2 separate regions of the Homo sapiens genome follow, and region 1 is linked to region 2. Evidence: chromatin loops called from intact Hi-C (ENCODE). Cell type or tissue: PC-9. All regions are shown on one strand. Links, peaks and the distances in the headings refer to the core of each region. The heading gives the core; the rest is flanking DNA.

What was found. Hi-C counts contacts between places; a loop is a spot of excess contacts. Peaks named below come from ENCODE experiments on the same cell type or tissue, not always from the same donor. Only the 100,000 strongest peaks of a DNase experiment are listed, where the experiment ranks them.
Region 1: a loop joins it to region 2, with 7 times the contacts of the local background. A loop is called at or near these places in 2 of 110 quality-filtered maps.

Annotation. Positions count from the first base shown.
Region 1 is chr9:111,852,871-111,865,306 of GRCh38, forward strand. No RefSeq gene overlaps it. Among named protein-coding and RNA genes, the nearest start is that of UGCG, 38 kb to the right of the region's middle. In PC-9, for the core only: no CTCF peak of the experiment used is centred there; a DNase peak (open chromatin) is centred at 4,901; H3K4me3 peaks cover 334 bases; H3K27ac peaks cover 1,759 bases.
Region 2 is chr9:112,059,634-112,072,069 of GRCh38, forward strand. SUSD1 (sushi domain containing 1) reads right to left here. Exons shown (of 17, transcript NM_022486.5): 13 at 3,304-3,400. Among named protein-coding and RNA genes, the nearest start is that of LINC02977, 25 kb to the left of the region's middle. In PC-9, for the core only: no CTCF peak of the experiment used is centred there; a DNase peak (open chromatin) is centred at 6,418; H3K4me3 peaks cover 646 bases; H3K27ac peaks cover 4,356 bases.

The sequences.
Region 1 (12,436 bases), core at 1,745-9,744, 210 kb before region 2:
CATGCCTGTGGTCCCAGCTACTTGGGAGGCTGAGGCAGGAGAATCGCTTCAACCAGGGAGGCGGAGCGTGCAGTGAGCCGAGATTGCGCCACTGCATTCCAGCCTGGTGACAGAGTGAGACCATCTCAAAAAAAAAAAAAAAAAAGGGAATAAAGAAAGGAAAAATATACCTTTTTTTTTTTTTTTAAGAGTTGCTGTACGGAACCCAGAGATTGAATAAAGGACTTTATTGCTAGTAGTTTAAATCATCCCTTGGCAAATGTATTAGTTAGGATTAGTTTGGCAGCATTTAATCAAAAGCCCTAAAACAATAGTGGCCCAAAAATACAGAAAGGCATTTGTCTGTCAAGTAAAAGAAATCAAGAAGTAAGTATTCCTGGCTTGGCTTGGCAGCTCTGTGGTAACAGAAGGGACTTAAGCTACTCTATTTCTATCCACCATCTAAGCACATGGTTTCCAACCTCAAGGTACCTCGTGGTTCAAGATGGCAGCTGCAGCTTTACCCATCTCATGTAAGTTGCAAGCCAGAGGAAGAGAAAAGGCAGAAGAGCAATAAGGGTACTTCCAGATAAGGCAGTTTTCTTTGCATGGTTTTTATGAAAGTTCTACAAAACACTTCCTTGACCACATCACATTTCATTGACCAAAACTGGCTGCAAGGAAAGTTGGAAAACATAATTCCAGATGGTAAGATGCCCAGACAAAAATCCAGATTCTGTTACTAAGGAAGGAGTAAAGAATCTGTGTTGAGGTAGGCAACTAGTACTCTCTTCTCAAGGGTTTTATTCATCCAACAAGTATGTATTACATAACTTTTATTTAGCACCAGATCCTATTCCAGATATTGAGGTTTCATCAAGAAAAAAAAAGACAAATTCTTATCTTTATAGAGCTTACATTCTATTGAAATAATAATAGATAGCATTTATTGAGTGACTATTCTATGCTAGGCAGGGTTTTAAGAATTTTACTTCTGGCACGACACAGTGGCTTATGTTTGTAGTTGCAGCACTTTGGGAGGCTGAGGCAGGAGGATCACTTGAGGCAAGGAGTTTGAGACCAGCCTGGGTAACATACTAAGACTCCATCTCTACAAAAAATTTAAAAAATTACCTGGGATGGTAGCATGCACCTGATGTCCTAGCTCTTCGGGAGACTGAAGCAGGAGGATTGCTTGAGCCCAGGAGTTCAAGGCTGCTGTAAGCTGTGATTGTGCCACTGCACTTCAGTCTGGGTGACAGAGCGAGACCCTGTCTCAAAAAAAAAAAAACAAAAAAAAAAAAAAAAGGAAAAGAAAAGGGCTGGGCACAGTGGCTCATGCCTGTAATCCTAGCACTTTGGGAGGCTGAGGTGAGTGGATCACTTGAGGTCAGGAGTTTGAGACCAGGCTGGCCAACATGGTGAAACCCCGTTTCTACTAAAAATACAAAAATTAGCTGGGCGTGGTGGCAGGTGCCTGTAATCCCAGCTACTCGGGAGGCTGAGACAGGAGAATCATGTGAACCCGGGAGGTGGAGGTTGCAGTGAGCCAAGATTGCGCCACTGCACTCCAGCCTGGGTGACAGAGCGAGACTCTCTGTCTCAAAAAAAAAAGAAAAGAATTTTATTTGTATTAATTTATTTGATATTTGCAATAATCCTTTGGGATAGGTACCATCATTACCCATATTTTGCAGATAAAGGGAACTGAGACACAGAGAAGTTAATTTGCCCAAACTGATATAAATTATAACTAGTAGAACCAGAATTTGAATTCAGATAGTCGAACTCCAGAGTGCATGCTTTTAACTTCTACACTATATTGCCTCTCCACCAGTTCCCCATATGTCTCATTTTGCTTTCTCTTCTGGGCATAAATAATTGTGTGTATGCTTTGGAGGCTTAAATAGTTGGGCCCAGTTCTCCCACTTTTGAACTGGGTGAAACTGGTGAAACTGGGGCAGTAGAAGTTTGACACCTGGCTACGCATCCTATCAGGAGTGGGAGAAAGTTGCCATATACAGAATCCAGGAAACTATTAGGATGCTTACCGACTTACAGTGCTGCTTAGATGCTATAGCAAGTAGGAAGTGTCCTCCTTCAGTTTTTGAAGAGCCATTACTTGAATTGAGGCCAATTATGGCATCACTAGTTGCTCAATCCAGAAACCCGGACATCATCTCTGGTTCTTCCTACTCCTTCACTCCCACATATAATCAATTAGTTCTTTTGACTGAACCTCCTAAACAGTCCTAGAATTTTTCAGCTTATCTCTATCTCCACTGTCACATCTCCAAATTCATGACATTACCATCTTCGATTGTGTAAATCAGTTGCCACACATGTGATGTTCCTGCCTCCAATATAGTCTTTTTGGGTCCATTCTTTGCACTGTAGCCAGAGGATCTAATACCCAAAGCTGATCTCATCCCATCCTACTTAAAACCCTTCAATGACTCCATATTGCCCTCAGAATGAAGTCCAAATTCTTACATGTACAAAGTCTGATTTACAAAGTCTTGTATTCCCAAAGCAGGCTGAAAGACTGTTGCAGGTTGAGTTTCCCAGGAAGCAGAGTCAGATGGAGATTAGCATGGAGGAGGTTTCTTAGGGAGTCTTCTTGGTGTCACACTGTGAAGGGGAGAGGAATGAAGCAGGATGGAATAGAGAAAGAAGTTGAACTATAATATAGTCTCAGTGGAGGCCTCAGCTGCCTTCATATCCCCATCTGAAACTGGGATGACCCATCAGAATCAACTCAAATTGGGGTGAGAGGACTGGGTCTTTATAGCTCCATATTGATCAGCCATTGGATATGGGTTGCCCTAGGAAGGGAGCATAACCCTGGATGAGGCCATTCACTCATTCTGCAGTCTCTTATGCTAACTCCAAGCCCTTTTTAGAACAATGACCCAAATTCAACACTTCCAGGTGCCATACCCTTGAATACTCAGGACCTCTCACCTAATTTTCCCAGTACACTGGGGAGGATAGGGTTCAGATGAGGCTGATGCCCTCAGGCTCATCCTCCCATTCAACGGCCTCTTACATCGCACACTGGACCCTTGGCTTTTTTATGAGCGTTGCATCTTCCAGGTTCCTGGGTCTCGCTGTCAGAGGTTTCTTTCCCTGAGCCTCCTCTTATCCCATCACAAGCAGGTATCATTTTAGGAAACTTCCCAGGGACTCAGGTAGTAGCTGAGTGCCCTTTTTCCTTCTATGCTAGTTAGTCAAATTCTTATTCTCTTTGGGTAGCAAAATAGCTCTTATATTAACCTTCACTGATCTCAAATTGATCCAAAAGTTGTGGGGTTTTTAAATTTTGTTTTATTTTGTTTTCAGACAGGGATCTCGCTCTGTCACCCAGGCTGTAGTGCAGTGGCGCAGTCACTGCTTACTGCAACCTCAACCTCCAGGACCCAAGTGATCCTCCCACTTCAGCCTCCCAAATAGCCGGGATTATAGGCACATGCCACCACTCCCAACTAATTTTTGTATTTTTTGTAGAGACGAGGTTTCAGTTTTGCCATGTTGCCCAAACTGGTCTGGAGCTCCTGGGCTCAAGCGATCCTCCTGCCTCAGGTTCCCAAAGTGCTGGGATTACAGGTGTGAGCCACTGCATCTGGGGGCTGATCCAAAAGTTTTATGGTAAAATTCTGTGCTTTGAGTCCCTGAACTTTGCCCTTATTTATTTATTTATTTATTTAAGACGGAGTCTTGCTCTGTCGCCAAGGCTGGAATGCAGTGGCACAATCTCGGCTCACTGCATGCTCCGCCTCCTGGGTTCACACCATTCTCCTGCCTCAGCCTCCCGAGTAGCTGGGACTACAGGCTCCCACCACCACGCCCGGCTAATTTTTGTATTTTTAGTAGAGACGGGGTTTCACCGTGTTAGCCAGGATGGTCTCGATCTCCTGACCTTGTGATCCGCCCACCTTGGCCTCCCAAAGTGCTGGGATTACAGGCGTGAGCCACCGCGCCCGGCCAACTTTGCCTTTATTTTTTATTTATTTATTTTTTTTGAGACGGAGTCTCGCTCTGTCGCCCAGGCTGGAGTGCAGTGGCGCGATCTCGGCTCACTGCAAGCTCCGCCTCCCGGGTTCACGCCATTCTCCTCTTTGCCCTTATTTTTTAAAGCCCAGTGTTTATTTTTTTTCTCTTAAGCATCAGGCTTGTGAAGTTGAAAACCATGACTTTCAAGATTATTGTCTCTTACAAAAGTCTACCTGAAGGCTCAAAATGCAAAAATTCAACTCATGTGTATGTGTGTGTGTATACAAAAATCTTTTCCTGTTCTTGGATAGTGGGGAGAATGATCTGAGCAAAACAAAGAAAAAAAAACCGGCCAGGCACGGTGGCTCACGCCTGTAATCCTTTGGCACTTTGGGAGGCGGCGGCGGGCGGATCATTTGAGGTCAGGAGTTTGAGACCAGTCTGGCCATCATGGTGAAACCCCGTCTCTACTAAAAATACAAAAATTAGCCAGGCATGGTGGCACGCGTCTGTAGTCCCAGCTGCTTTGGAAGCTGAGGCAGGAGAATCGCTTGAACCCATGAGGCAGAGGTTGCAGTGAGCCCAGATCACGCCATTACAATCCAGCCTGAGTGACATAGCGAGACTGTCTCAAAAAAAAAAAAAAAAAGAAAAGAAAAGAAAGAAAGAAAAAACAACATTATTTCAAATCAAATTTTACTCTGCTATACACAGGAACCTGTCTCATTCTACCTTCTCCCTGCCTCTTGCTCCCTGGGATCATCTCCCAAATAAATTACCTGTATCCATTTCTCTGTCTTAACTTCTGCCTTCAGGGACACTCAGTGAAGGGAAGTATATTCCTCGTTAATTCCTGAGCATTCCCCAGGGTATTGCTTCATGTGTGTTCAGGAACAGGATCTTCAAGATCTTGCATGCAGCCACCCCCTGAACTTCTCACCCTGCAGACTCTGCTACCTACAACTCTCATTAGATTCTGGCTGAGCCACTGACCGCAGGGTTCTCTCTTGGAGATTACACACCTGCTACCGTCAGTAGACCTTCAAGGTAAGGGACACTCTTCCAAAATGGAAACACATTTTGGAAATTGTGTGATTTACCATGGCTCAGAGGAGATCTGTCTATAAATTTTAATGGGATATGACTAATGGTTTGAGGATCATGGCAGGGTCACACAATAATGATTATAACCATCATACAAGTCCAAATCTGTCCTGGGGTTTCTTCCTGACAAGGCCAATTCTTGGCTCCTCATGTACTGCCTCCATGGTAGGAAGGTCAGTTCAAACCCTCTCTCTGGAATCATGGCTGGTACCTCCACATCCCAGAGTTCAGGCCAAACTGGCCCTCAGCCCTCAGAAAGAAGGGTTGTTTTTTCGTCCTACTTTATTCTAAAACCCTTATAAGTCCTCCATGTTCTCCGTTTTTTTTGTTTTTTTGTTTTTGGTTCAAAAAGATATCTTTTTTCCCAAGATAATTGTTGCTGGGATGTACATCACTTGCAGAGAAATTAACCCTTAGGCATGTGATCTGGTTCTATGGAACCAACAAGACACCAGCACACAGTATCTATAATCAAACACTCTCTAAATCTTGTATAAAATGTCATATTTAGGCAATCAATGTCCAGTTTAGGTTGAGTCTGATAGTTTCAACATCTGGGTCATCTCTGAGTCTATGTAAAATTTAGCTTGGTTCCTTTTCAGTCTCTTTTTATTGAATATTCAAAATTTTAGGGTCCAGTCTCAGACTTTGTTACAAATGTATATGAAAGAAGGTGGAAAATTGGACAATCTTTGGTTAAAAGTGACAGAAATATGACTTATGCTAGCCTAAGCAGAAAAGGAGAATTTATAAGCTCATGTAATAAAACCATGGTAAAGAGAGGAATAATGAGGCTGGGTGCGGTGGCTCATGCCTGTAATCCCAGCACTTTGGGAGGCCGAGGCGGGTGGATCACGAGGTCAAGAGATTGAGACCATCCTGGCCAACATGGTGAAACTCTACTAAAAATACAAAAATTAACTGGGTGTGGTGGCGAGTGCCTGTAGTCCCAGCTACTCGGGAGGTTGAGGCAGGAGAATCGTTTGAACCCAGGAGGCAGAGGTTGCAGTGATCAGAGATTGCACCACTGCACTCCAGCCTGGCGACAGAGCAAGACTCCGTCTCAAAAAAAAAAAAAAAAAAAAAGGAATGATGTTTGTCTTAAGGGTCCCTGGAACAAAGCAGTTGAATGCTTTTAGTACACTCTCCTGTCCCATCTCTCATCTCACTCCTTTACTCTTTACTGACTTTATTTTTTCAAGCTTCTCCAGTGAAGCTGAACAGCAGTTGTGGTCTTATGGCTTTTTAGCTTCTTGTATTAAAAATATTTTTACTCTGGGCACAGTGGCTCATGCCTGTAATCCCAGTATTTTGGGAGGCCAAGGTGGGAGGATTGCTGGAACTCAGGAGCTCAAGACCAGCCTGGGCAATATAGTAAGACCCCATCTCAAAAAAGAAAAAAGAAGTTAAATACATATATAATGTCTCTTTTATTTACAGTCTTTTTTCTCATTTTCATTATTCGTTTCTTTATATAGCTCCAGATTTCCATCTGATATCATACTCCTGCCTGAAGAACTTCCATTAGCAATTCTTAATGTGTAGGACTTCTGGCAATAAATTATTTCAGATTTTGCTTATCTGAAAAAATCTTTAGTTTACTTTATTTTTGAAAAATATTTTGGATGAGTATAAAATTCTAGGCTTCCAGCTTTTTAAAATTATTCTTTCTTTTTTTATTTTTTATTTTTGGAGACAGATTTTGCTCTTGTTGCCCAGGCTGGAGTGCAATGGCATGATCTCGGCTCACTGCAACCTCCACCTCCCAGGTTCAAGAAATCCTCCTGCCTCAGCCTCTTGAGTAGCTGGGATTACAGGCATGCACCACCATGCCTGGCTAATTTTTGTATTATTAGTAGAGATGAGGTTTCACCATGTTGGCCAGGCTGGTCTTGAACTCCTGACCTCAGGTGATCCACCCACCTCGGCCTCCCAAAGTGATGAGATTACAGGCGTGAGCCACTGCACCCAGCCTTTTTATTATTATTTCACTTCCTTAAAGATGCCACTCTATTGTCTTCTGGCTTGCACAGTTTCTAAGGAGAAAGATATTGTGATTATTTTTCATTTTTATTCTATTTTAAAAATTGATTTTATTGTGTATATTTAAGGTATACAATATGATATAATGGAATACATATAGATAGTAAAATGGTTACTATAATGAAGCAAATTAACATATCCATCATCTCACATTGTTACCTTTTTTTTTGTTTTTTTATGGCAAGAGCAGTTAAAATTTATTCATTTAACAGGAATCCCAAATACAGTACAATTTTATGACCTATAATCCTTATGTTGTACATTAGATCTCTAGACTTTTTCATCTTACATATTTGCAACTTTGAATCCTCTGAACTGCATCTTCCCATTTCCTCTCCTCACTCCCGCTTCCCTGAACCTAGTAGCCACTGTTTATTCTCCATCTGTGTATATTTGACTTTCTTTTTTTTAGATTCCACATATCAGTGAGATCATGCAATATATTTCTTTCCATGTCTGGTTTATTTCACTTAGCATAATGTCCTCCAGATTCATCCATGATGTGGCAAATGGTAGGATCACCTTCTTTTTTTAAGGCTGAGTAATATTTCTCTGTGTGTGTAACATTATCTTTATCCATTCATCCATCAATGAACACTTAGGTTGTTTCCATATCTTGGCTTTTAATGGGATATACTCCCAAACATATCCCATTAAAAAATTGTAAATAACACTGCAATAAACATGAGCGTGCAGATATCTTTATGAGGTGGTGATTTCATTTCGTTTGGGTATGTGCCCAGAAGAGGGATTGTTGGGTGATATTGCAGTTGTATTTTTAATTTCGTTAGAAACCGCCACACTGGTTTTCATAGTGGCTGCACCAATCAACATTCCTACCAAGAGGGTCCAAGAGTTCCCTTTTCTCCACACCATTTATTCCAGCGTTAGTTGTCTTTTCACTTTTCGTTAATAGCCATCCTAATGGGTATGGAGGTGGTATCTCACAGTGGTTTGATTTGCCCTTCTCTGATGATTATTAATGTTGATCATCTTTTCATGTAACTGTTGGCCATTTTTACATCATCTTTGGAGAAATGTCTATTCAAGTCCTTTGCCAATTTTTAAATCAAGTTATTTGTTTCTCTGTTATTAAGTTGTATGAGTTCTTTACAACTTTTGGACCCTAAATTGTTGCCAGATACATGACTTACAAATTAGTTGTCCTTAATCTATAGGCTATATTGTTGATTATTTTCTTTGTAATCCAGGAGCTTTTTAATTTGATGTAGTCCTGGTCATTGATTTTTGCTTTTGTAGCCTGAATTTTTGATGTGATATACAAAAAAATCATGCCAAGGCCAAGTCCAGGAGATTTTTCCTATATTCTCTTCTAGGAGTTTCATAGTTTCAGGTCTTAAATGTAGGTATTGTATCCATTTTGAATTGGTTTTTTTTTTTGTATGATGTAAGATAAGAGTCCTATTTCATTCTTTTGTATGTGGAAATGCAGTTTTCCCAGTACCATTTATTAAAGAGACTATCCTTTCCCCCATTATGTCCTCTTGTTACCCTTCTCAAAAATCAATTGACCGTATGTTTGGATTTATTTCTGGGCTGTCTATTCTGTTGCACTGGTTTATGTGCCTGTTTTTCTGCCAGAGCATGCTGTTTTAATTACTATTGTTTTGTAACATAATTTTGAATCCAGAATTGTGATGCCTACAACTTTGTTTTTCAAACAGTAATTTAAAAATATTTTGGGGACAGCTGCAGTGGCTTACACCTGTAATCCCAGCACTTTTGGAGGCCAAAGCAGGAGAATCGCTTGAGTCCAGGAGTTCAAAATCAGCCTGGGCTCTTAGGGAGACCTGCCTTCACACACACAAAAATTTTATTTTAATTAGCTGGGCATGGTGACACACACCTGTAGTCCCAGCTACTGGGGAGGCTGAGTTGGGAGAATCACCTGAGCCCAGGGGGGTTAAGGTTCAGTGAGCTGTGATTGCACCACTGCACTCCAGAGCAACAGCAAGACTCTGTCTCAAATAAAATAAAATAAAATAAAATAAAATAAAATAAAATAAAATAAAAAGCTGGGCACAGTGGTTCATGCCTGTAATCCCAGCACTTTGGGAGGCCAAGGTGGGAGGATCACTTGAGTCCAGGATTTCAAAACCAACTTGGGCAACATGGCAAAACCCCACCTCTACAAAAAAAAAAAAAAAAAAAAAAAAAAAAGTTAGCTGGGTGTGATGGCTTGCACCTGTAGTCTTAGCTACTCAGGAGGCTGAATTGGGAGGATCATCTGAGCCCAGGAGGTCGAGGCTGCAGTGAGTCATGATCGCACCATTGCACCCCAGCCTGGGTGATAGAGTGAGACCCTGTCTGAAAATATTTTTAAAAATAAATAGGCTGGGTGCGATGGCTCATACCTGTAATCCCAGCACTTTGGGAGGCCAAGGTGGGTGGATTACCCGAGGTCAGGAGTTTGAGACTAGCCTGACCAACATGGTGAAACCCTGTATCTACTAAAAATACAAAAATTAGCCGGCTGTGGTGGCAGGCACCTCTAATCCCAGCTACTCTGGAGGCTGAGGCAGGAGAATTGCTTGAACTCGGGAGGCAGAGGTTGCAGTGAGCTGAGATTGCATCACTGAACTTCAGCCTGGGTGACAGAGTGAGACTCCTTCTCAAAAATAATAATAATAATAGTAAATTAAATAAATAAACAATTTTTGTTGTTGTAATTCTTATTTTTGACTCTGAATGCAATTTTTTATCTGGCTGCTTTCAAGATTTGCTCTTTAAACTTTTATTCTCAGAAACGGTTGACTATGGGTCAATCAAACTTGGGTGATTTTGTTTTTGTATTTGTTGTTGGTTTTTTTTTGTTTTTTTGTTTTTACCCTGCCTGCAATTTTTCTGGGCTTTGTGGATTTATATCTTATGGTTTTTCATTAATTTTAGAAAATTCTTGACTATAATCTCTTCAAGCATTCCTTCTTCCTTGTTCTCTCTTCTCCTTCTGTTTCTCTAATTACACATATATTAGACTTTTTATATCATATTTTGAATACTCTCTTCTGTATTTTTCACTTTTTTTCTGTAAGGTTTCAATTTGGACAATTTCTACTGACTTATCTTCAATTCTCATTCTTTCCTTTGGCGTATCCAGTCTGCTACTGACTGTTGAAGGAATTCTTCATTTCTTTCATTTTTTTCTTAGCATTTCCATTTGACTCTTTATATTATTTAGTTTTTTAATGAAATTTACTATCTGTTCATGCATATTGTCTACCATTTTCACTAGATCTTTTAACATATTAATCATAGTTGTTTGAAAGTCCCTATCTGATAGTGTCAACATCTGGCTCATCTCTATCTGGTTCTGTTGAGTACTTTATCTCTGGGCTTTGATTTCTGTATAATCAAATTTTTTTATTGAATGTTAGACACTGTGCATAGAAAAACAGAAAAGTCTGAGTTAATAGTGTTTATGGCCAGAAATAGGTATAGCTTTCTATGGTCAGGCAAATATGGTGGGGGATTGAGTCAATCTAGTCATAAATTGAGCTGGATTTGGATTTTGTTGTTTTTACCTTTAGTGCACCACAGGCTTTATACCCTCCAGCACTGGCTGTTGTTACCTTATGCTTATAGGGGGTCCTAGGGTGCTAGAAAATTTCTCTCCATTTTCTTGCTCCTCTCTCAACTTTCAGGAGTTCCTATATGCCTGTGCCACAAAAAGAGTCTCTCTCCGTGCCCTTATACCTCTCCAAGTAGTAGACTGCTCTTGCTTGTTACTTGGTACTAAGCTTACAGAATCAAGAGAGTTCTTTGTCATCCTGATCCAGCCTAAGTCTTAGGCAGGCCCTGTGCTCAAAGCTTGGGCGTCTCAGCATGCCTGCCTTCTCTTCCTATTTCTGCATCAGCTTCCTGGGTCAGTTAAACTCTGCCCTGTATTTGTGGTTGGTCTTGGCCATGAGAGTTTCTTACACTTCCTTTAGGGCAGGTGACCTCTACTTGGTTTTGGTGCAGAATTCTGGGCCCTCAAAAAGTTTCCTATTCCTTCCTCAAGGGCAAAGGATTTTCGTTTCTATACTTCCCCCAGCAGCAATAGGTCTTTGCCTTTGTCAGAGAGGTAAGAGGTCCTTCTGCCACTGCAGAAGCAACCAATTTTGCCTCCACTCCTCTCCCAAAGGAATGGAATTTTGCCTGACCCTGAGAGTGGAAAGATTTACCGTCCCTCTCCAGTGGCTTAAGGCTTTTGTTTCCTTTGAGAGAAGGGTCTTGGGAATTGGGTCGGCTTTTGTGTCTGTTTCCCAAAAGCAGCTGATCAGCTCTCCTTCTTCACACCTGCACCCCCAAGGGTGGGGCTCCCATTGAGTATCCTCTCCTGTTTCTATCTTTCTTATGAGTACCCATTGGAGGCCATGGAATAGAGTTTGGCACTGAGTGCAAACTTCCCTTGTATCTGGGGCTTCTAGTCATTCCAAATTAATGCATGAGGCCAGGGATGGTGGCTCATGCCTATAATTCCAGCATTTTGGGAGGGCGAAGTGGGAGCCCAGGAGCTCAAGACTAGCCTAGACAACATAGTGAGACCTTGTCTCTACAAAAAAATTATTAGCCATGTGTGGTGGCGCACACCTGTGGTGCCACTACTCAAGAGGCTGAGGTGGGAGGATTGTTTGAGCCCACGAGGTCAAGGCTGCAGTGAGCCGTGATTGTGCCACTGACTCCAGCCTAGGTGACAGAGCCAAGATCCTGTCTCAAAAACAAGAAAAAACCAACACTCCCCCCGAAAAAGCCCACCACCACAACAAATTAGCATACTAGATCACACTTGGCCTGGAAGAATTGTTAATATTTTAGCTAATTTTTTCCTACCTGTTTTTATGGCAGTAACCTCTTTCTCTCATGATTTATCAAAAGTGAAAAAGTTTATGTGTCCTCAGTGGACTTCGGGGACTCAGGGGGAAAGGGTGGGAAGGAGGTGAGGGATGAAATCCTACAAATTGGGTGCAGTGTATACTGCTCAGGTGATGCATGCACCAAAATCTTACGAATCACCACTAAAGAACTTACTCATGTAACCAAAAACCACCTGTTCCCCAATAACATATGGAAATTAAACAAAATTAATTTAAAAAAAAAGAGTTTATATGTCCCACCTCTCTTTGGAGTAGCTTGTCACTCTTTGGAATTTAGTTTGCCTGGTTGCCTTACGATCTTAGTTCTGTGACAGGCTCAAGAAAGGTCATGATTTTATAGATTTTCTGGCTTTTTTTGTGTTGTTATAGTGAGAGTTGTATTCCCTTGAGGCTTTCTGCATTCTAAGTGGAAACAGAACTCTCTCCTATAGCTTCGTCAC
Region 2 (12,436 bases), core at 2,443-10,442:
CTGTAAAAACTGTTCCCCAATTGTGGACAGAAAAACACACTAACAAATGGGTATTGTTTTTGTTATGTGTTTCATTATTTGTCCCATCAAATAGAAAGCCTGGCAGTGAAAGGACGTGTGAGAATAAAAATGCACTGAGAATGAATCACACTTCCCTTCTATTCCCATCTATCTGGTACTTAGCTCCTGCCTCTAGTACCATGTTGAGCATCTGCTGTCTCTGTCAGGCTTGATAGCAGGGATCTGAACGACTGACTTGTATTCTTGCAAATCCTTGCACAGTTCTTTGGAAATGATAGCTCCCCAACCCCCGCCCTGCCCCGCCCCTCCGCCACCAGCAATGAATGATTCTTGAGTTGAAATTTCGGAAAAGAGGAAAAGCATACATCAGCGTGAAATATAATTAGGGTAATTTCCAAAACTCATTAGGCCATGTAATTCTATTTTACCAGTAAATTTGAACTTCCTGCTTCACATGTCAAACGCCCTATCTCCTGCTTCCTAAGAGCCCATGAATCACTAGGTTAAGAAGAGGGAGCCCTCCTCCACAGTGGGTGTTGGATATGGAAAGTCTCCCCCCACCAGGTTCCCAAACATCCTAGGTATCCTCAGGGCCCTGATTTTCTTTCTTTTCTTTTCTTTTTTAAGAAGGGAGTCTTGCTCTGCTGCCCAGGCTGGAGTGCAGTGGTGTGATCTCAGCTCACTGCAACCTTTACCTCCCAGGTTCAAGCGATTCTTCTGCTTCAGCCTCCTGAGTAGCCAAGACTACAGGCACTCGCCACTATGCCCGGTTAATTTTTTTTGTATTTTTAGTAGAGATGGTGTTCCACCATGTTGGCCAGGCTGGTCTTGAACTCCTGACCTCTTTAGCTGGGGGAAGTTGTTGCACGTATCACTGCCCTGTGTGCCCACCTCTGCCTCCCAATGGGCTGGGATTACAGGCGTAAGCCACTGTGCCTGGCCCAGGGTCCTGATTTTCATAAAGTCTTGGCTCACTTTCAGCCAAGGGCTTTCTACAAAAGAGATAAAGTAAAACCCACAGGGCAATAAGTTGTCACCACCAGTAAACATTTATTAAGCATCCACTGCCTATGGGGAACACCTGTAACAACAAACTTGCCGGGAGACTTGAAGACATCCCTACATCATAGCCACAGGTAAGAAAGTAAATGTTGCAGCACCTCCATGCGGTCCATAAGTACATCTTTAAATCCCTCTCATCTTTCCATGCAGGTGGTGGTGGTCAAGAGCAAGGTCGAGGCTCACCTGTGCCCATTTGGTTCCGTACATTGCTCACTAGAGGCATCATCGACAGAGTATGAATCAGCTCCCCAATTAGCCTGACCGTAATCACCTGTGTTGCTTGATTATTATACAAATTCCCCGACCTCATACCGACCTACTGAATCGAAATCTCTAGGAGTAGATTCTGGGAATCTGTATCGCTGGTAAAGCTCCCAGGTGATTCCTATAATCTGGCAATGTGGGAGACACGAGCATTAAGGGAACCCAGCAACAGGCTCCATCCTCTGCCTAACATCAGCAACCTCAGCAGAGACTTGGTCCCAGGGACCTTGCTCCATTATGTACCCCAAGACACTGTCCCTAAATGGTGCACAAAGCAGACTCAGGCCTGTCTCACACACTGGCAAAGCTGCTGCCCCCCAGCTCAAACCAGGTAGTCAGGCTTAGGAAAACCACCCTGCCTGCTGGTAATTAGCCATGTGATGTTAAAGAAGCAGCTGTGGCTGTTTGGAATATGACTGTTCTGGAAGGACTTTTCTCCTCTTTTTCACCACCACACTCCCTCGAATGACTCACAGTTCTCCACTTCCTGTTTTGGAGGCGCTGGCCGGCATATAGCCACAAGGGTAAGCTGTCATTTGGCTTTTCTTTTGCATTATGTCATTATTTGACATAAATATCACATTTGTTCTTGCAAATGCTCTCAGGAAGTGACATCACAACTTCTGTTCTCTTTATAATGACAGAATTACAATGCCTTCTGGTAACTTGTCAAGAATCAGAACAATTTATACAATGTCCATCCCTGGAAAGATCTTTGCACATTTACTGAACTTAAATGAATATAAAAGCAGGAAAACCCTAAGTTTTATTATAAATGGATATACAGATAATATCGCCAGACTTTCTTTTTTGTAATTTTATAATATCTCACTTTTTTTTTTTTAACCTTGATTTTACCGAAGGGTCAGCAGAGACAAAGGCAATGTTGGTGAGGCCATGTACATTTTCATCTCCTTGAGCTGGTACTGTGAGCAAGCTGTTCATCTCTCCACGCCAACCTCAATCTTCCTCTCTAAAAAAGGGACTGATGCTACTTTCCTAATCCTGCCATGACCTTTGCAAATAAAACACTTAACTGAACACACTGTAGTCCTCCAACTGAGGTAAATTAATTCCATCCTAATGCCATCTGGAATCCCAGAAGCAGTCATTAATTATACAGTGTCTTGCCTGTAACTCAATACATGAAAAGACAAAAAGATTTACCTAAATGATCTTTTCAGAAACCACTGCACACCCCCCAAGATCAACCTTACATAAAGGGCAACATATTCTGCCTTTGGGAAATGAAACGATGCCCCTGACCCACCATCCATAAAGGATGTACTATGAGACATGAGTGCAAAGGACAATCCTGACATGTCCTAACATGCAACCGACGTTTACCCAGGGACCAAAGGAATGGATGTAATTTCTTGAGCTAAACTGCCCAAATGCTTGTATATAGGGTCCTTTAGAAGTCTCTCTATGTGGCCGGGTGTGGTGGTTCAAGCCTGTAATCCTAGCACTTTGGGAGGTTGAGGCTGGTGGATCACCTGAGGTCAGGAGTTCAAGACCAGCCTGACCAACATGGCAAAACCTCGTCTCAACTAAAAATACAAAAATTAGCCAGGTGTGGTGGTGCACACCTATAATCCCAGCTACTCAGGAGGCAGTGGAAGGAGAATCACTTGCACCCAGCAGGTGGAGGTTGCAGTGAGCTGAGATCGCAACACTGTACTCCGGCCTGTATGATGGGAGTGACACTCCATCTCAAAAAAATAAAAAATAAAATTTAAATTTTAAAAAAAAGAAGTCTCTCTCACCATTAGAAAGGATGCTGGTTGGGATTAAAGGCCAGTCTGTACCCAAGGAAACAAAAGAGGCCCCAACTGCATTGTTCTAACCACCCAAGTGCAGCCACCAACACAGAAGTCTTCTCCTCACCAAAATCAAAGTTTCCAAAACACTCCATGGGGATCACTGGGCAACCGTGGAGAAAGGACAGCTACTGACCTGATTGGTCCATTTTTCTCCTTGGCTTTCCTCAGTCTGAGGCGTGGTAGAGGTCCTCTGTGCACCGTAAAAAATTCTACTTCCGGGAGGGGAGGCTCTGAAAACATGTTGAAAAGAAGAAAAGGGGTATGATTGGAACAAGTAAACAGCAGGACAAAAGAGGTCCTCGTGAGGGCTATCAAAAAGAAAGTTTTAATTTCAGAAGCGAGGAGCCTATTCTGTACATGCCACAATGTGGAAGAACATGCTAAGTGAAATACACCAGGCACAAAAGGACAGATTCTCTATCATTCCACTTAGATGAAAAATCTAACATAGGCAAATTCATAGAGACAGAAGAAGTTGCTGGGGGTGGAGGGGGCATGTAGGGAATGGGAACATATTGCTTAATGGTCACAGAGGTTCTCCTTGGGGTGATGAAAAAATTTTGGAAATACACAGTGGTGAGGGTTGCACAACATGCCAATAAACTGTGTGCTTCAAGATGTTAAAATGGCACATTTTATGTGATGTGTATTTTGCCACAATAAAAAGAAGTGATGAGTATATCATGGCACTGGCAGAGGATAGATGTGGTGAGTATTACAGTTTGCTTGGTGGGTAGATTCCTACTTGGTAGGGAAGACCACCACATCAGCCTTCAATATCCTTTATAATCACAGAGCTCTCTGTCCTTATTTTCCCGCCCCCAGCAACAAGATTTCCCAAATAGGTTTTCCATCCGGAGGAAACTACACTGACTGGCTGACACCAGCGTTCTTGCTCACTGGTAGTTACAGTCATGGTATAAATGTGCTAACTGCCATTCTGCCTTGTGGGTAACACGCTAAGTAAGACATACTGGGCACTAACCATTCACACTAGAGATGTTCTACATATGCCCCATCTTACTTAATCTTCTCAACAGGGCTACCAAGTGGATGATGTTTATAGAAGCAATCATTTGCTTCCTCTCTTGGGGTTCCTACCCATGCAATGTAGGAACTTCTTCCCTCTCCAAAGTATTAGGAAAAGAGCTTCCACCTGGCCTTCTATCCATCCCTGTGATTTGTGAAACAGCTAGTTCCCATGTAGCCCCATCCTTATTTTTTTATTTTTCTTTCTTTTTTTGGGGGGGGGGCGGGTGGGGGCTGCCTGAATGCAGGACAGGTGATTTCCCACCTCCCAGTCCTACTGTCCATCTCTAGGCAAACCTGAGTCACCTGCCTGAAGCCTGGTCTACATTTGCCCTATAGCCGGGGTTCCCAACCCCAGGTGGTGGGCCAGTACCAGTCTGTGGCCTGTTAGGAACCAGGCCACACAGCAGGAGGTGAGCAGCAGGTGGACAAGCATTCCTGCCTGAGCTCCACCTCCTGTCAGATCAGTGGCAGCATTAGATTCTCATAAGAGCATGAACCCTATTGTGAACTGTGCATACAAGGGATCTAGATTGTGCACTCCTTATGAGAATCTAATGCCTGATGATCTGAGGTGGAACAATTTTATCCCGAAACCATCCCCCTACCCACCCCAGTCCGTTGGAAAACTGTCTCTGATGAAACCAGTCCCTGGCACCAACAAGGCTGGGGACCACTGCATTATAGCTTCCACTTCCCCATAGGTGGGGCACAAAGTGTAGGCGTGGGAGGAAGTTCAAGAAGCTTCATTTTGGCCGGGTGCGGGGGTGCGGTGGCTCACGCCTGTAATCCCAGCACTTTGGAAGGCCAAGGCAGGCGGATCACCGGAGGCCAGGAGTTTGAGACCAGCCTGGCCAACATGGTGAGACTCTGTCTCTACTAAAGATGCAAAAATTAGCCAGGCGTGGTGGCGGGCACCTGTAATCCCAGCTACTCAGGAGGCAGAGGCAGGAGAATCGCTTGAACCGGGCAGGCAGAGGTTGCAGTGAGCCAAGATCATGCCACTGCACTCCAGCCTGGGTGACAGAGTGAGACTCTGTCTCAGAAAAAAAAAAAAAAAAAGAAGCCTCAGACCCAAACCAGTTTTACCAGCAATAAAACTGATTACTTTGATCCCTTTCTAACGCTTATGTATCTTCTTCAATTTCCCTAATCTCAGAGGTGGAACAAGTACAGTTATTATCTCAGAAAAACTCATTTTATAGATGAGGAAATTGATACATGACAGATTGTTACTTGTCCAAAGGCCACACGATTAGCAAGTCGTAGAGTCAGAATGTGAACTCACGCTCTGCTTACACACCCCTCTCATTCACCTTGGGGTATCTTAAACATTTGGTTCTACCAATTGATCTGGCAAATTTTCATCCCCTTTGAGTGAACTAACAAACTCTACTTTAAAAACACCGGCCAGGGACAGTGGCTCATGCCTGTAATCCCAGCACTTTGGGAGGCAGAGGTGGGCGGATCACTTGAGGTCAGGAGTTTGAGACTAGCCTGGGCAACATGGTGAAATCCCATCTCTAGTAAAAAAATACAAAAATTAGCCAGGCATGGTGGCACACCTCTGTAATCCCAGCTACTCAGGAGTCTGAGGCAGGTGAATTGCTTGAAGCTGGGAGGCAGAGGTTGCAGTGAGCCGAGATTGTGCCACTGCACTCCAGCCTGGGCGAAAAAGTGAGACTCTGTCTCAAAAAGTAAAAATAAAAACACTGAATCCCCAAAGATTTTACAAACACATCAGCTCCAATAAAATGATCCACTTGCCACAATTACTGCAGAGTTAGAGGTCTACCCAGTGTGGCTCACATCAGAGAAGCTAGACTACAGTTAAACTGCAGAAATAATACGATGTAGTGGGTAGGAACACAGGACTTGGGTTGCTATCCTGGTTCTATCACTTATACCTCCAGCAGCCTCATCTGTTAAATAGGGGTAGAAACAACCTCTACCTGTTAGGCCTGTTGAGGGAATTAATGAGCCAATTCATAATGATTAACAATAATAGTTAATGAGTCAACACAAGTAAAGAGAATAAAACAGTGCCTGGAACACAGCAGCCGTCAGCGCCTGTTGGCACCTGTATGATATCACTTGAGCTACTAGTTGCCAATTCTATGCTAGGAACTTTGCCTCTGCTGTTTCAACAAATACTCACAGCAGCTCTGCGTGACAATCATCTCTATCTTATCAGTGAGGAAATCAAGGCTCAGGCAGGCCGAGTCACACCACTAGAAGACGGCCGGCCGAGCCAAGTGTGGAACTCAGTAATTTGACTCCAAAGTCTCCTTCGCTACATTGCCAGGCCATGACAATGCTTGCGTTCACTTTACCTGAGATTAAACCATGACCTAGAAGTAGAAACCTGGAATTACAAATCCCTGAGGAATGAGAGACCTCTGTGCCTGAGACCGTAAGGAACAGAGCTTGGGGGTCCTGGGGTGTCAAACACCAAGGATCTCTTAATTAGCAAGTTCAAAGGGAAGGGATGAATAGAAAAGAAAAAACTCAGAAATGACCCCAGGAGGGAGACCATAGGGACAGGTTTAGCTCCTTCCCAGCTTGAGTACACAGGAAATGTCATTCAGGGAACTGTGACTTGTAATATAGAAAGAGGGTTCCTTACAGCACAGAGAGTGGCAACAGAAGCCAGGCGAAATAGGCAGTGTTCCTAAGTCAGGTCTGGAGTGGCATTCTGCTGAATGAACGGGGCTTGAAAGAAAACAAACCTGGAAGAGACCATGGAAAGCTGCAACCCTGTAATCGCGAAACTCCCAAAGATGGGACACCTTGTGCCTGAGATTCTCCGAGTCCGTACGTGTTGTCTTTTCATATGTTACATACTTTATATGTAAGTGCTCAGCATCCCTTTTTCTGTGGAGAGCGGCCCTTCTCCTTCCCATATGGTTCTTATGGGGCCAGCATTCCCAGTACTCCAAATCCCCACTGGCCCAGGGCCCAGTGATTATGGATTGCCATTCCCCAGTCAGAAGATGGCTCAAAAAGAGCAATCTGTTTAGGAGATTGGAGGTTTTATTTTTTGTTGTTTATCTGTTTTTTTGAGATGGAGTCTCACTCTGTCACCCAGGCTGGAGTACAGTGGCATGATCTTGGCTCACTGCAATCTCTGCCTCCCAGGTTCAAGCTCTTCTTCTACCTCAGCCTCCCGAGTAGCTGGGACTACAAGGCATACACCACCATGCACAGCTAATTTTTGTATTTTTAGTAGAGATGGGGTTTCACCATGTTGGCCAGGCTGGTCTCAACACTCCTCACCTCAGGTGATCCGCCCACCTCTGCCTCCCAAAGTGCTGGGATTACAGGCGTGAGCCACCACACCAGGCCTAGAAGATTGGAGGGTTTTATTCTTCTTCTTAGATTGTAGCTGTAAGTACCAGGTAGGCCAATAGTACAATGTCCATCCTCCCAGGTCTGGCTGGAAGAATTTGGCAGAAAGAGGGCCTCATGGCTGGAAGAGCAACGGGCCTGTGGTGACACCACGTGTGACTGAAGCTTGCTGTCTCCAAACAAGATCCATCCTGGGCCTTCCCAGTTCTGTGATCCCACAGATTCCACATGCTTAAGCTGGTTGGAGTTGGGTTTCTGTCACTTGCAACCAAAAGAGCCCTGACTATAGAATGCATCCAGCGCCTTGGTATTCTGTGGAAAGGCAGAACCCTCAGCTGTGTACTGGCAGGAACTCTGGTGCTAGGCCAAGTGAACACGGTAGGGAAGTGGTCCTTATGCATTTGTGCAAGAAGAATTGCTGTGAATTCCAGGCAAATGCTAAACCCCTTGGGTGGTGGAGACAGTGAGGACAGCAGGAAGAACTGCCTTAAGAATCCCCTTTAGACCCTGGACTAAACCACCCCTCCTTCAAAGTCTATCACTGCATCAGCTCAGTAGGGCAAGGGAGGAAGGGCATGATGGAAGGAAAGAGAAAGAGCTATTAAAAACATATGTATGAATGCCTCCCCCCCAATCCCCCCACCCTAGCCCTAAACCCTGCCACTGTGAACTGAAGGACTCTGAGGCCAAAATAGATTCTCAAGACTGTATTTACCAGATTAGAAAATAGCTTTGGGGTAGAAACCCTCAATCTCAAATTATAATAAATAAAAACTTAGACCTGCCTGGACCTTTACAGTTGTTAAAGCACTACTATATATATTATTCATATATCTGCATTCAACAAACACCCATTAGCCACCTCTGCCGCAGGCTCTGTGCTAGGCTGGGGGAGACAAGCACAGAAGACATGCTTTCTGCTTTCTGGGAGCTTGGAGTGTAATCATGGAGACAGTTTTGTAAAGGTAGTGCCCAGAGCTGTGATGGAGTTATATACAGAGCACTGTGGATGTGAGGAGGAACATCTAACTGAAGGCAGGGAGCTGAGCCTATCAAACACGGAAATAGACATCTGCAGAGGCATGAGGTGGTGGCAGGGAGGGATAGAACTACATGGAGTTCCTGGCTGAAAGGTTGAGGTCTGGCAGAGTAGAAGTAGGTGGTCAAGTTAGAGGGGTAGGTGTGGGTCAGATCTGAGAGATCTGAGGTTCCAGAAGTAATAAGAAGCCATTGAAAGATTTTTAGCAGGCTGGGTGCACTGGCTCATGCCTGTAATCCCAGCACTTGAGGCAAGCAGGTTGTTTGAGGCCAAGAGTTCAAGACCAGCTTGGGCAACATGGTGAAACCTTGTCTCTACAAAAAATGTTTTAAATTAGTCAGGCACAGTGGTGTACACCTGTGATCCCAGCTACTCATGAGGCCAAGGTGGGAGGATTGCTTGAGCCCGGGAGGCAGAGGTTGCAGTGAGCCAAGATTGCACCACTGCACTCCAGCCTGGGCAACAGCTAGACCCTGTCTCAAAAAAAAAAAAAAAAAATATTTTTAGCCGTTCTGCACTTCAAAAATACAACTTAGAGAGCTGATCAAAGGATGAATAGAAAAAGGGCAAAAATACAGGTTGTCCAATAATCCAGGTCGGAAGTGCTCGAGGTCTGCTGCAAGTGAGAGCACTGAGAATGGAGAAGAGGGAACAAACGGAAACCTTGCTCAGGGGAGAGACGGCAGGAATCTGGCAACCAAGTCAGCAGTGATGTCATTTACCAAGTCTGGGGGAAGACGAGAAGCAGCTCACTTCTAGGTCTGTTCAGGTTGAAGTGTATAAGGAATCCTCCAGCAGGCAGTTAGAAACATAGGTCTGGAGCCTAGGAGCAAACCCCATGGTGGAGATACAGAGGCAGCTCACAGGGAGGAGTGAACGTGGCCACCAGGGAGCCAGTATCAAAGTATGTGAGGAGAGATGGGGGCCAAGGGCGGACCACCGAGAAACCCAGGCTCTAAGACCAGGTGGAAGAGTAAGAGAACTCTGTGGCCTTTATGAAACAGTGTTAGGTCTAGAATTTCTCCCAGAGTCTCTTAGACACTGCAATATAGATCATGTTTTTCCTAAACCTGCGGCATTGCCAGGTGTCCCAGGAGGTCACCTGGAAAAGCCTCTGCTTAGAGTCTAGGCCTCACATCACTCATTTGTTGAAATGAAGGTCTATGCTATTTTCAAGAGCAGTCCAGAGAGAGATTCTGTAGGATACAGCTGAGAAGACAACAGCTGGATTCCTGTGGCAGTGATGGAGGAGAGAGGAAAAGCCCACACATGTCCCCTGGGAACGTACCCCTTCCCCTTTGAGATCGAACTGCCCTCAGGCCCTTTGCTATCACCGAAATGCCCTTTCACTTGTGACGTTTTGTTGTCACAGTAAAATTAACTTTTTTTATTACGTGTCTCCTCTTCTCAGCCAAGGTGGAGATTAACTGGTCACTCTTTTCTGTGTGAGAACTCCGCCCCACCCCACCCCGCCCCGCCCCCACCAGCTCTTTACTCCAAGAGTAATAATTCTAGTTCCTCTAATCTCTTGGCTAACATTTTAAAACCACACAGGAGAAGCAGAACAAAGTACTCACTGAGCTCAGAAGAGGCAACTGCAGACCGAGCAGGAAGGCCATCCCCCTGCTTGGTCCAGGTGATGTCACTCTTTCCCAATCTAGAGTCACAGTTTTCAAGGCACCACAGTCATCTGGTTCAATCAACATGTGACTTTGAGACCATTTTCTGCTCTGTTTGCCTAAGGTCTCCCTGCCCTATATTTTATTTTATTTGTTTTTGTTTTTGTTTTTGCTTTTGCTTTTTGAGATGGAGTTTCGCTCTTGTCGCCCAGGCTGGAGTGCAATGGTGTGATCTCAGCTCACTGCAGCCTCCGCCTCCCGGGCTCAAGCAATTCTCCTGCCACAGCCTCCCGAGTAGCTGGGATTACAGGCATGCACCACCACACACGGCTGATTTTTGTATTTTTAGTAGAGACGGGGTTTCTCCATGTTGGCCAGGCTGGTCCCGAACTCCTGACCCCAGGTGATTCCACCTGCCTCGGCCTCCCAAAGTGCTGGCATTACAGGCATGAGCCACCACGCCCAGCCGCTGCCTTATATTTTAAACAGTCTACTTTTTCTCTCCAATGTACAAGCCTAAGCCTCGTCAGGCTGGTTCTCAGCCACATTTCGAGGTGGAACAAACTTGACTTTCAGCTGAATTTTCCAAGGTGCTCTTCCTTGTCTCCCAAACTGATGTCCTGGGTAGACCTGCTCTCCTTTCCATCAACCTCGTTACTGATTTAAACTGATTTAGACCCAAGGCAAGAAATGGGTCCTGCCTGTGCTGGAAAATATAGCTCTTTCACCTTGGGTGTGTGAGATGGGAGAGGAACCAGAACAGAGACCTTCATTACCATCCTCGGATGTCAGGAATATCCCTCCTCTGCTAGAAGCAAATGGCAAAAGAAATCCTCACATGGAGGGAAATGTGGGGAAAAGTAATGAAGGAGAATTTGCTCTGCAAAAAAAAATATTAAATGTATCATAAAATTACAGCAATTGAAATAGTAAAGTACACGCACAGGACAGACAAACAGTGAAAAAAAGCTAGACAGTCTGGAAAGAGACCCAAAGAAATGCACCAGGTGGCATGGATGGTCAGTAGTTCCAAAGGTGATAGGGAACTGGCTTACAGCTGGGGAGAAAAATTACAATGTAAATTTAGCCTCATATCAGACATCAAAATAAATTCCAAATGAACCTAAGTGGTTTTGTTTTGGTTTTGTTTGTTTGTTTGTTGTAGAAAAGTGGTCTCACTGTGTCGCCCAGGCTGGGGTGCACTGGCATGATCATAGTTCACTGCAGCTTTGAACTCCTGGACTCAAGCAGTCCTCTCTCCTCAGCCTCCTAGAGCGCTGGAATTATAGGAATGTGCCACTGTGCCCAGCCTGAAACTAAATTTTAAGTGCAAAAAAGTAGGTCAGGTGCAGTGGCTCCCACCTATAATCCTGGCTTTTTGGGAGGCCTAGGCAAAAATGATTGCTTGGGCTCAGGAGTTTGAGACCAGCCTGGGCAACATAGTAAGACCTCATCTTTACAAAAAGAAAAAATTAGCAGGGTGTGGTGACATGCACCTGTAGTCTCAGCTACTTGGGAGGCTGAGGCAGGAGGACTGCTTGAGCCCAGGAGTTTGAGGCTGCAGTAAGCTATGATTGTGCCACAGCACTCCAGCCAGGGCAACATAATGAAACTCAGTCTCAAAAAAAATTGAAAAGAAAACAAAAGAGTAAATAGCCTTGGAGTAGGAATTTGTAATATTTATCAAAATATTAATATCACTAATGAAGGTAAACTATTAAATCAACCAAAGAAAAAGGGTAGTATAAGTACAAATGTGTTAAAATGTCTCTATGTAAAACCCATCAAAATGAACAAAAAGAACCAAAAATGGAAGAAAATTTTATCTGCATCAAAACTAAGCAACGTCTCCAACTTTGTACTGCAAACTTCAAGTAAACACAAACAATTGAATTAAAACACAACTCCACCGCCCAAAAACCCAGTACAATGCTACTTTTCTGGATTTTCTATAATAAAAAGTAGGTAGAAAAATAAACACAGCATGATGGTTCTTTTCTAATCCTCAGGCACCTCTCCAGATATATCATCCCATCCAAGGCATGGTAAATTAAAATTGAAGGCAACAGAAAAAATAGTGTCTTCCACTACAAGTCATCAGCTAGATATATCTTCTCCATCAATAAAGTTATGAGACTTCACCTCCCAAGGAGAAGAAACCAATTTCTTTTCACATGTACATCCTCAGTAGGCAGCACAGGTCTTTGTACATAACCAATCGAAAAATATTT